2 separate regions of the Homo sapiens genome follow, and region 2 is linked to region 1. A link is an interaction called in ENCODE POLR2A ChIA-PET data of the cell type or tissue named here. Cell type or tissue: GM12878. All regions are shown on one strand. Links, peaks and the distances in the headings refer to the core of each region. The heading gives the core; the rest is flanking DNA.

Region 1 (5,382 bases), core at 79-5,078:
TATTTTTTGTCCAAGAGAGGTGGTGTTGGACCGAGGTAGAGAAGACAGTGGTACACCAGAAATAACCCAAAGGATTGCCCCTTCTGTAGAAGGCCCTTAGACTCCATGATGCCTTTCAGCTGGGTGCTATACTTGCACCTAACTCTGGGGGCTTCACTTTCTATCCCTACAATTACTCAAACAGATAAAAGGCTGGATGTTAACATGTAGTTATAAGGGGCGTGATCTAATAGTAAGGAATATCACTTCCCACAAGTCCTTCAAACAAGATTTGTGAGGAGCTGGATTTGTCAGCATGTCAGATCTTTTTGAAAACCAGAGAGTAGAATGTAAGCAATACCCTTGTCGTAATTAAAGACCAGACTCCATCCTTATACCACTGATGCCTCTGGTACCTTAATCCTTAAAATATTTAGTGACCCTTGCCTTCTAATTCTTGACACAAATATATAATGACCATTTTAGATCGGGGAACTCCCTTTCTTTGAAGGCAGTTTAGGGATTCCACAGATGGGCTTTGAACCTGCTAAATGTGTATGGAAAACTGAGTGAATTACAAATGTCTTTTTCTCAAAAGTGCGTTTCTGGTTTCTGTCAGATTCAACAGGTCTGTACCCAAGACAGGTTCTGAACCATTGCTTATGCAGAGCTTTTAGTATTAAAGAGGGAGAGTAAAAGAAATGTCAGAGTCCAGATTTATCACTGAACCCAATACTTTCTTACTCCCTGGGGCATCTCCTAATACTGATCCTAAAATGCTCCTGTTTCTGAGAAGCTAGGGCAAGACCTGCCTTACAAAGACCAGCCATTTTGCCTTATTCATAGGATCATAAGCAAGAGAACTGCATTCCAGGAAGAATGAAGGAAGAAGGAAGGCTGCTCACAGTAGCAGAAGGGAGGCAGGGGCCAAGCTGTTCAAGTCACATAAACTCTAAGAAGCCCAGTCAGCAAAATAAGTCTATCTTCAATTCTAGTTGAGTCCAGGACTCTGAGGAGCTGTGATTCACCCAGTTTTTCCTGCAAAAGGCACAGTCGCTAAACTAAATTGGTGCAATTCACTTCCTCTTGCCTCTCTGGTTCATTCCACCAATTGTGGTTGAGAAACACATCTTAGGGAAGAAACAGTATCTAAGCATTAAAGAGAAAATATCCCACTTTGCTCCTCTTCCTCCCTAACCCCGAACTGCTCTTACATACAAGATAATTTTTAAATTATAAGATTGGTATTAACACAATTATTGATAAAGAGAAACAATGACCAACTCATTAGCTAACGATGCTAGAATACTTATGCAAGCCCTAGAGTTAAGGGTCTTAGTGTGGACACCTTTCCAGAATTGGAAGGAAAACCAACCAGAAAGCTTATTACCCTGCAGCAGCTGAAAAGCTAAGCCACAGCCATTTTCCCTAAAGTTCTGTTTCTGGGAGAATGAGATCTTCAAGAATAACTCTTGCCCCTTGATGAGGCAGTCAAATTCAAACCAGTGATGGCAACAACTTGCAAACACGTAATTCCTGCCCTAATTTTCCAGCACTTAAAACAAAATCCCCACTCAATACAAAGTTTCTATGTGCCTCTTGCCTGAAATCAACAAGAAACAGCTCACCTCCCCAAAGACTCCTCTTTCTCTGCCAGGGCAAAAGCAATCTGCAGCCCAGAGATTCAAACCTAGACATACACATCCACAATTGTCTTAATCTCAGCAGTACTGGGAAAGCTTTGTACTCAACTTAACCTGTCATTTAACCCTTTCCACTAGTTCTCCCTTAACCAGACTGCTTCCTGTCTTGAAACAAAGAAAAAACCCCATATAATCCCCACTACCCTCATCCCCAGAACACAGCCCCTAGAAAACCTAGCTTGTACAGTTTGCACATAGCATGCTGTCTTCAAAGACCCTGCACACAAATACACAGACACATAAAGACAGTCAAGAGGAGAGAGGGGACTGTTCAAGGGGATAAAGTTTTTTTTGTTTTTCTGTTTTTCTGTGTGGGCCAGGGCTATTTGGGGGTATTAGATCATCTCTTAGCCTTGTAGTGTGATCTCTCAGCTGGATATATGTATGTGCAGGATGAAGGGAGTAGGAATAATGGGTAAAAAGGTTATTTTTTCAGCAGGTGAGGGTGAGAGGTGATGTATATACTGCTGATTGGCATAAGGAAGACAGACCCACACATGAACAAGGTCTGGCCCCCCTGGCTTTCATATGGATAAAAAAGGGGGCTCTGGATGCCTGATCACTATCTCTTGTTTCCTTGTTACTCTCTAACCCAGTGTTCACCAGAGTGTTTCATAGTCACCAGTTCTGTGGGATGTAAATAGAAAGGATACTGAGGTCAAATACATTTAGGAAACACTGCCTTAATAGAACCTTCAGTTGGGTCTACTGCAGAAATTTTCAGAGCCTTTAATATTCTAAAATGGCCTTTCTGTCTATATATAGAGAAAATATAATAGTAACAGTATGCAAGAGTGATACTCAAAATGTTTAACAACTGGTATAGCATAGACTCCAACCAATCAGAATGGATTTCAGCCATAAACTGCCAGTACCACTCTCCTCTTGAGAACAGCTCAGGCTGAATATCAGCCCATGTAGGATGCATTGCTTCCCAAAAGTTTTGCCCAAAGAACTCTATTTTTATGTGCTATCTCACAGAACTGGTGAGAAATGCTCTGGCCATTGCTGGGACCTCATCTTTCTAGGGATGGGGTCAGGGCTTATGATTCTGGCCACTGGGGTTCAGGAGAACGGCAGCCCTGGCAGTGACTCCTGGTAGCACCGGCTGATAGACTTGACCATAGCTGTAGTGGAAACAGATTTCAAAAGACAGATGTTCCTCTGTCCCAGCTGTTCCGGGGACTTTGTCCCTGGTGGGTGAGCAGGTGCCTGTCCAGGTGATGTTTTCGGCCAAAGCTCTTCTCACAGCGAGGGCACTGGAAGGGCTTCTCCCCAGTGTGGGTCAGCCAGTGTCTCACAAGGTGGTGCCTTCGGCCAAAGCTCTTCCCACATTCAGTGCACACGTGACACTTTGGCACTGGTGGGGCACGCTGCCGTTTCCTTGTGCCAGGGCTCTCTCCAACCTCTTGGCCTTTGCAGGATTTGCCTTCTGCATGCACTCTCTGGTGGCTGGCCAGATGGGAGTTGCATCGGAAATTCTTACCACACTCAGAGCACCTGCTGGTCTTGTCATGTAGGTGGGTTTTCTGGTGCCTGATGAGGTGATGTCTTCGCCCAAAGGTCTTCTCACACTTGAGGCAGCTGTAGGGTCTCTCCCCAGTGTGTGTTTGTTGATGCCTGGCAAGGTGGGAACCCCATACAAACTGTTTCCCACACTGGGGGCATGTGTGGGGTCTTAACAGGGAATCCATCTCTGTGCTACACAGCAGGTTTGAGAAACTATCTTCCTGAAGAAAAGGGGGCCCCAGGAGCATTCCTCTGGAGCTGCTGGGCATGGAATCCCAGCTCTCATCATGCTCCGGGTTCCAGAGAACAGTATCTTCAGACACGCTGGATAACATTCTGGGAGGTTCTGCTTCTAGTTCAGGGGTATCCCCCTCATGTTCACTTCCATCTCCTGCGGAGAAGGGGAAATACCAACCCCAAGAGAAGAGTCACAAGAGAGTGCTTGAGGCCTAAGTCACAAATGAGGTTGTCTGATACCTGCCAGGGCCCAGACTTGACCCCAGAAGGGCTGAGAGAACATAGTCTAATGTCGTACAAGACAGTGCAATAGATATAGAGGTTAAAAGCCTAGGCTTAGGAGGCAGATTACCTAAGATGGAATCTCAGCTTTCCCACTTAACTTCCCTAAACCTTCATTTCTTCTGTAAAATTGGAATAATACCTCTCTCTCCGGCAGTTATAAGATAGATAGCACAGAACCTGCACATAGTTTAAGTACTTAGTAAATTGTATATGTTATTGTTATTATTTATTACCATTATTTATTTACTACTGTATATTACTATTAATCAGCATCTTTCTATCTAAGCATAGATGGAGAGAATTACAGAATGTGCCGCAATTGTCACTGGCTGAATGACACCTGTCGGCAGTCCTCAAGGCATTCCTGAAATGGGTGGGAGGTTGACAACAATATCAACAATAACAACAACTAACATTTATTGAGTGCTTATTATGTGCTTGGCACTGTTCTATTCTAATATTCTAATATATTCATATATTTAATTTTCACAATAATTTACAGATGAAGAAACCAAAGGGAGTTTTATTACTTTTCCAAGGTCCCACAACTACAGCCCAGAATTCAAATCCACAAAGTGCCTGCTACATCATTCTATTACACTCCCTTGCTTTTGAAGAAAAAAATCTCTAAACCTTTTGTCTCTGGAACTCTCTGAGGCAGAGGAGGGATTAAACGAACATGGAATGATGATGTCCCGAACTGTGAAGGAAGTGGCTGAAAGCCTATTCTAGGTTCTTACCTGTATATGTGACCCTCAGAATGTCCCTCTCCTCTAAGTCCTGGGGGTCAGGGACCCATTGTTCTTCTCCTCCTTCTAGTTGAGAAAGCATGTCCAGTTTGGGAATTGGAAATCCTGCTCATGGGAAAGGAAAATAGAGCTGTCAATTAGTTCAACAGCAATTCTATATTTCTGAAAAAAAAATACAAAAAACTGTTTCCTATTGTTTGGAACTCTAGACAAAAGAAGGTCAAGAAAGAAACATATCCCCACCCCAACCTCTTCCCCCACCCATTTCTGTTAAGTCCCTCTTCTCTGCCTAGAAAATCACTCTCCTTCCCAATGAACCTGTTTTCTTCCACTCAGATACTTCCAGCCCAGCTGGCCTTTCTGGGCGTAACTTCACTTTAGTCCTACTACGACAGTCCTACTCCCTGCATCCCTATCTTCCTCTACATGGTTCCCAAGTTTACAAGGACCCAGTTCCAGTTCTCTCTGCTTTATGAGAACCTCCTAATTCCCAACCAAGAAGAACCTCAAGTTCTACTCCACAATTAAGCATCATTTGCTTTTTTACTTTTTTTTTTTTAATGATATTTACTCTCATTCTCTTGGGATTGGCCCTAGTGTTCTTTCTCCAGCGGAAGCATAGACAGATTCCCTGCCACATAAAGAGTCCTAGACAGACACTATCCAATAGCCCTGAAGCAGATGGCTCCGTCCTCCCAGAGTCCAATCTTCTAGTGGCTGGAGAAGGTCATGCTTACTCAGAGAGACTACTATCCCACAGTTTTCCTGCATGACATATTCTCCATAAAAGTCTGTCTGAGAGGGGTCCAGGCTCCGCCACTCCTCCTGAGAGAAGCACAGTGACACATCCTTGATGGTTACCAGGCCCTGAAACAAAATGTAGCATCTTCTGTCAGCAGCTGTTTTTTAAGGAAAATGTG
Region 2 (5,382 bases), core at 282-5,281, 200 kb after region 1:
TCTTGTAATCCCAGCACTTTGGGAGGCCGAGGCAGGCATATCACTTGAGCTCAGGAGTTCGAGACCAGCCTGGGCAACATGGCAAAATGTTGTCTCTACAAAAAGTATAAAAATTAGCCAAGCATGGTGGTGTATGTCTGTAATCCCAGCTATTCAGGGGGCTGAGGCAGGAGGATCGCTTGAGCCCGGGTGGTCAAGGCTGTAGTGAGCTGCAGTGGTGCCACTGCACTCACCCTGGGTGACAGAGCAAGACCCTGTCTCAAAAAAAAAAAAAAAAAGAAAACCTAGGAAAAACTCTTCTGGGCATTGGTCTAGGCAAAGAATTCATGACTAAGACCTCAAAAGCACAAGCAACAAAAACAAAAATAAATAAATGAGATTTAATTAAACTAAAAAGCTTCTGCAAAGCAAAAGAAATAACCAACACATGAACAGACAACCTGCAGAATGCAAGAAAGTATTTGCAAACTATGCATTCAACAGGGTATTAATATTCAGAATGTACAAGGAATGCAAACAACAACAACAAAAACAAATAATCCTATTTAAAAGTGGGCAAATGGCCAGGTGCAGTGGCTCATGCCTGCAATCCCAACACATCTGGACATCGAGGCAGGAGGATCACTTGAGCCGGGAGTTCAAGACCAGCCTGGGCAATGTAGCAAGACCCCGTCTCTATTAAAATTAAAAAGTTAGCTGGGCATGGTGGTGTGAGTCTGTGGTTCCAGCTACTGGGGAGGCTGAGGTGGGAGGATCACTTGAGCCCAGGAGGTTGAGGGTGCAGTGAGCTATGATTGCACTACTGCACTCCAGTCTGGGTGACAGAGCAAGACTCTATCTCAAAAAAAAAAAAAAAGTGAAAGAAGGATGTAAATAGATATTTTGCAAAAGAAGACATATGAATGGCCAACAAGTATAGGAAAAAATGCTCAACGTCACTCATCATCAGAGAAATACAAATTAAAATTGCAATAAGATATCATCTTACACCAGTCAGAATGGCTAGAATTCAAAGGACAAAAAATAACTGATGTTGGTGAGGATGCAGAGAAAAGGGAATGCTTATACACTGTTGGTGGGAATGTAAATTAGTACAACCTCTATGAAAAGCAGTATGGAGATGATGGATATGTTAATTAGCTCCATTACGGTGATTATTTCACAATGTATACATATATCAAAATATCAGTTTGCATATCTTAAATATATACAATTTTTGTTCATCAATTATACCTCATAAAAGCTGGGGGGAAGGATGTATTGGTGTATTTAATGAAATATTGAAAAGACATTTATTTTTCCTATTTAAGAATGAGGATATACAAGGAGGCTGCATGCCTTCAGATGACCCCTCAACGCAGTCACTGTGCCTAGGTATCTGTGTTTACATCTCAGACCCATAGGAATGACCCCACAAAAACACTGAATCTCATTTGAAAAGAATTACAAGTGTTTGGGGTGGGGATAAGTGTCAGAAGGGAGAGGAAATAAGGCAGGCAATCACTGACTCCCTTCTGATCCAGTGATACCATACTATATGTGATACAAGTGGTTTGGGAATAGAATTCAGTAGACATTTCAGAAGGGTCAGGCTTCTCTACTTAACTCTGACTTATTACAATAGCCCTAGAACTCAAGTGGTGGAACAATCAATAGTTTAGGTTAAGTATCCTTTCCCTTTACACAGAAAGTATCCATCAAACTCCAAAGGAAAGGAAAATGGTGGAAAGGCTAAATTAGCATGACTAGCAATCGTGGGAGTTCTCTTGCTGCCACCACTCTTAAGCCTTGGCTTCACCTCTGTTCCCACTCAGGTTGGTCCCTAAAGAGTACATGAAAAGAGAAATGAGAAGTGGACTTGGGCAGAAAAATGAGCATAGCTAAATGAGCTAAATGGTAAGCATCATGTTTTCATTCCCCAAAACATGTCCTCTCTCTTTCTTATCATCATAAGGTTAGTTGGGACCCAGAAAAATGGCAAGTCCCTTGAGAACTTCCCTGCAAAATATGGTGCAACCACTATGAACAAGAAATGGAAGAATGAATTGTACAGGTATAAGAGGTAAGAGATCCTTTCCTGAGTTCCCCTTAGCCTTAGAATGACAGGGGAAGGCAGTGACTACTAGTAGGGCAAGAATGTCAGCTTACAGGCCGGGTGCGGTGGCTCCTACCTGTAATCCCAGCACTTTGGGAGGCTGAGGAGGGCAGATCATGAGGTCAGGAGTTCAAGATCAGCCTGGCGTGTATGGCGAAACCCCGTCTCTACTAAGAATACAAAAATTAGCCGGGCATGGTAACGCACACCTGTAGTCCCAGCTACTCGGGACGCTGAGGCAGAAGAATCGCTTGAACCCGGGAGGCGGAGGTTGCAGTGAGCCAAGATTGCGCCACTGCACTCCAGCCTAGGTGACAGAGGGAGATTCCATCTCAAAAAAAAAAAAAAAAAAAGAATGTCAGCTTACGAGAGAGTTAGCAGCCCACTGTAGTATACTATAAGACACATATTGCAGCTGTAAGATTAATGATAACCATAAGGCCCACTCAAACATCTCACAGGACCTACACTATATATGATGATGCAACTTGTCCTAGTAATACTCTGGCCAGAGTTGGAAATCCCCAGGCCACCTTGCATCATACTGCTAAGTGACATATAGTGTGGGCCATGTGTGATATTTGAGTGGGCCTTATGGTTATTGTTAATCTTGTAGCCACAGTATGTCTCTAATAGTATACTACACCCACAAAGGGTCTTATGACCAGAACAAAAGGAAATTGACTTAGCAAATATGCCTTGGACAGCCTTGCCAGCAACTGGATAAGGATCATCTACGCCATGCTAGATTACCAGGAGAGAGAGGGCCACACCTGAGGGCCAGAGGGGATGAGTCACATGTGGAGCAGGAAATCAGCATAGAACCAAGGCAGGCCACCAGTGAGTAGATGCCTGTGGTCACCAACACCACAGTTACTCTAGGGTCAGCATAACATCAACCCCCAGTAAGAGACAAGAAGGGGAAAATCTTAATGTATAGTTATGAAACCTTAAATGACTGAGAAATCACAGAATTTTCCACTGAGTTCATACTTAACATGACTGAATTAAATTTTTGCTTCAGACATAAACAGAAGCTTGAAAGATAAATTAATACAGTTTGAGGATTCCTAATCCAAAATTCTCCAAAATTCAAAACTTTTTGAGCACCAACATGAAGCTCAAAGGAAATGCTCACTGGAGCATCTGAATTTTGGAATTTAAGATTAGGGATGCTCAGCTGGCAAGTGTGATGAAAATATTCCAAAATCTGAAAAACTGTGAAACCCAAAACATTCCCTCCCAAGCATTTTGGATGAGAGATACTCATCCAAAATGTGTATCTCCAAAATGTGTTTAAAATAAAATCATATTTTGCATACCTGAGTCTGTGGGCTAAAAAATTACAATACACCACTGATCAAGAAAATGCAAGTTAGACCAGGCACGGTGGCTCACACCTGTAATCCCAGCACTTTGGGAGGCTGAGGAGGGTGGATCACCTTAGGTCAGGAGTTTGAGACCAGGCTGGACAAAATGGTGAAACACTGTCTTTACTAAAAGTACAAAAAACTAGCCAGGCATGATGGCAGGCACCTGTAATCCCAGCCACTTGGAGGTTGAGCCATAAGAATCACTTGAACCTGGGAAGTGAAGGTTGCAGTAAGCTGAGATCACACCATTGCACTCCAGCCTGGGCGACAAGAGCAAAACTCCATCTCAAAAACAAAAAAAAAAGAAGAAAATGCAAGTTTGTGTTGACATTACCTTTACTCCCTGAGACATCTGTGTCTTTGGACAGGAGACAAAAATGATGAACTACCTAGTGTCTTTACAGATTTTCAGACAGAGTTCGAATTTTATCATTTTGTTGCTTGACTTCCACAATAATCAAGCTATAGATTATGAATTTTAAAAGTGTTACAATGCAGTCCTGCAAAGATAATGCAGGACTGCATGTGTTACAATGCAGTCCTGGTCACACACAGAAACCATCGAGGTGCTAAGGCAGCTGACTAAGCCTGTCTTGTATAATAGAATTCACCAGATATTGTGGGGAGAAGATGGAGAAGGCCTTGCTCTTACAGTTAGCTGAGCTCATTACCCATCGCTGATTCCTGATCTGAGGGTGAAGCAGGTCCTGGCATTACCTTATAGAGAGAGGACAGCTGGAACCCATGCCAGGTCTCACTGGACACCTTGTGTGAGACATCCTTTGGCTGTGACATTTCTCCTTACTTCAAGTTACTTCTGTGTTGTATCCTTTTCCCAAAGTAACCATAGGTTGGTAAGCATCATTATTTGGGGTCCTGTGAGGGACCAGAAGTGTTTTTGGACTTTGCAATTGAAGAAAAATTAGGTGTTTTGGACTTAGCCATTACTCTCTGCCTAACTGCTGCCATTAGTTCAGCCAGCCAGCATCATATGTGGGATTAGAAATTTGTCTCCCCAACTCATTTTTAGCTAAAACTATAACTAAGGCATTATTTAGATAGAAAAGGGGTGGTTCCGATAAAGAGGATGAAAATGAATCATTGACGCCATGTGGTTGGTTGCCTACTTGCCCTTAGTTTGAAGTAGCACATGCTTTGAAATCACTTGCTGATAATAAACCTTCCCAGTGAGATCTGAAAATTATAAAACTGAAACCTCAGGAGCTAGTAAAATGGATTGGCAGGAAATTTCAATCCAGTGGCAGGTCCACTAAAATTCAGTTCCACGGTTGCTGCATTAGCAAAGGTAAAAGGAAGCCCAAAGATCTCCTTTGGCTGAGCTTCACATTCTCTGGCCAGGAGACGGCGCTCCAACCAAAGGAAGCTGGGCAACCATAACCTGACACCGGGTTGTAACTATGAGACTAATTACTACTAAGAAGATATTTAGTTAAGTTGAAATGTATTTCTAATATGTAGGCAATTTTAATTTTGATGTAGTTGTTTAATTTTTCTGTAATTAATGGGCCATTGAAAATTGCATTCTTGTTAATTGTTGGAATTTTCTTACTGGCCTTACATGGCAAGTTTTGGTTATTCCTCAGCCATTATATATATATATATATGCCACCTTTTTATGGCAAAAATTACTTTTTGGTTGTAAAGTTGTTTATTCTGTGTTCTTTGCTAATAAAGATTTGTTATCGGCCGGGCATGGTGGCTCACACCTGTAATACTAGCACTTTGGGAGGCCAAGGGGAGCAGATCACGAGGTCATGAGATCGAGACCAACCTGGCCAATATGGTGAAACCCCATCTCTACTAAAATACAAAAAAAAAAAAAATTAGCTGGGCGTGGTGGCTCGTGCCTGTAGTCCCAGCTACTCAGGAGGCTGAGGCAGGAGACTCACCTGA

Evidence for each region. Peaks named below come from ENCODE experiments on the same cell type or tissue, not always from the same donor. Only the 100,000 strongest peaks of a DNase experiment are listed, where the experiment ranks them.
Region 2: POLR2A ChIA-PET joins it to region 1 with 5 read pairs; 2 of 35 experiments call an interaction of 5 or more read pairs at or near these places.

The regions. Positions count from the first base shown.
Region 1 is chr12:48,340,146-48,345,527 of GRCh38, forward strand. It overlaps ZNF641 (zinc finger protein 641), which reads right to left. Exons shown (of 6, transcript NM_001172681.2): 4 at 5,200-5,329; 5 at 4,454-4,567; 6 at 1-3,582. The coding sequence ends at 2,828. Among named protein-coding and RNA genes, the nearest start is that of ZNF641, 8.1 kb to the right of the region's middle. In GM12878, for the core only: no CTCF peak of the experiment used is centred there; no DNase peak of the experiment used is centred there.
Region 2 is chr12:48,537,672-48,543,053 of GRCh38, forward strand. No RefSeq gene overlaps it. Among named protein-coding and RNA genes, the nearest start is that of OR8S1, 15 kb to the left of the region's middle. RefSeq lists a silencer at 4,754-4,863. In GM12878, for the core only: a CTCF peak has its summit at 4,834 (motif pointing right); a DNase peak (open chromatin) is centred at 2,886.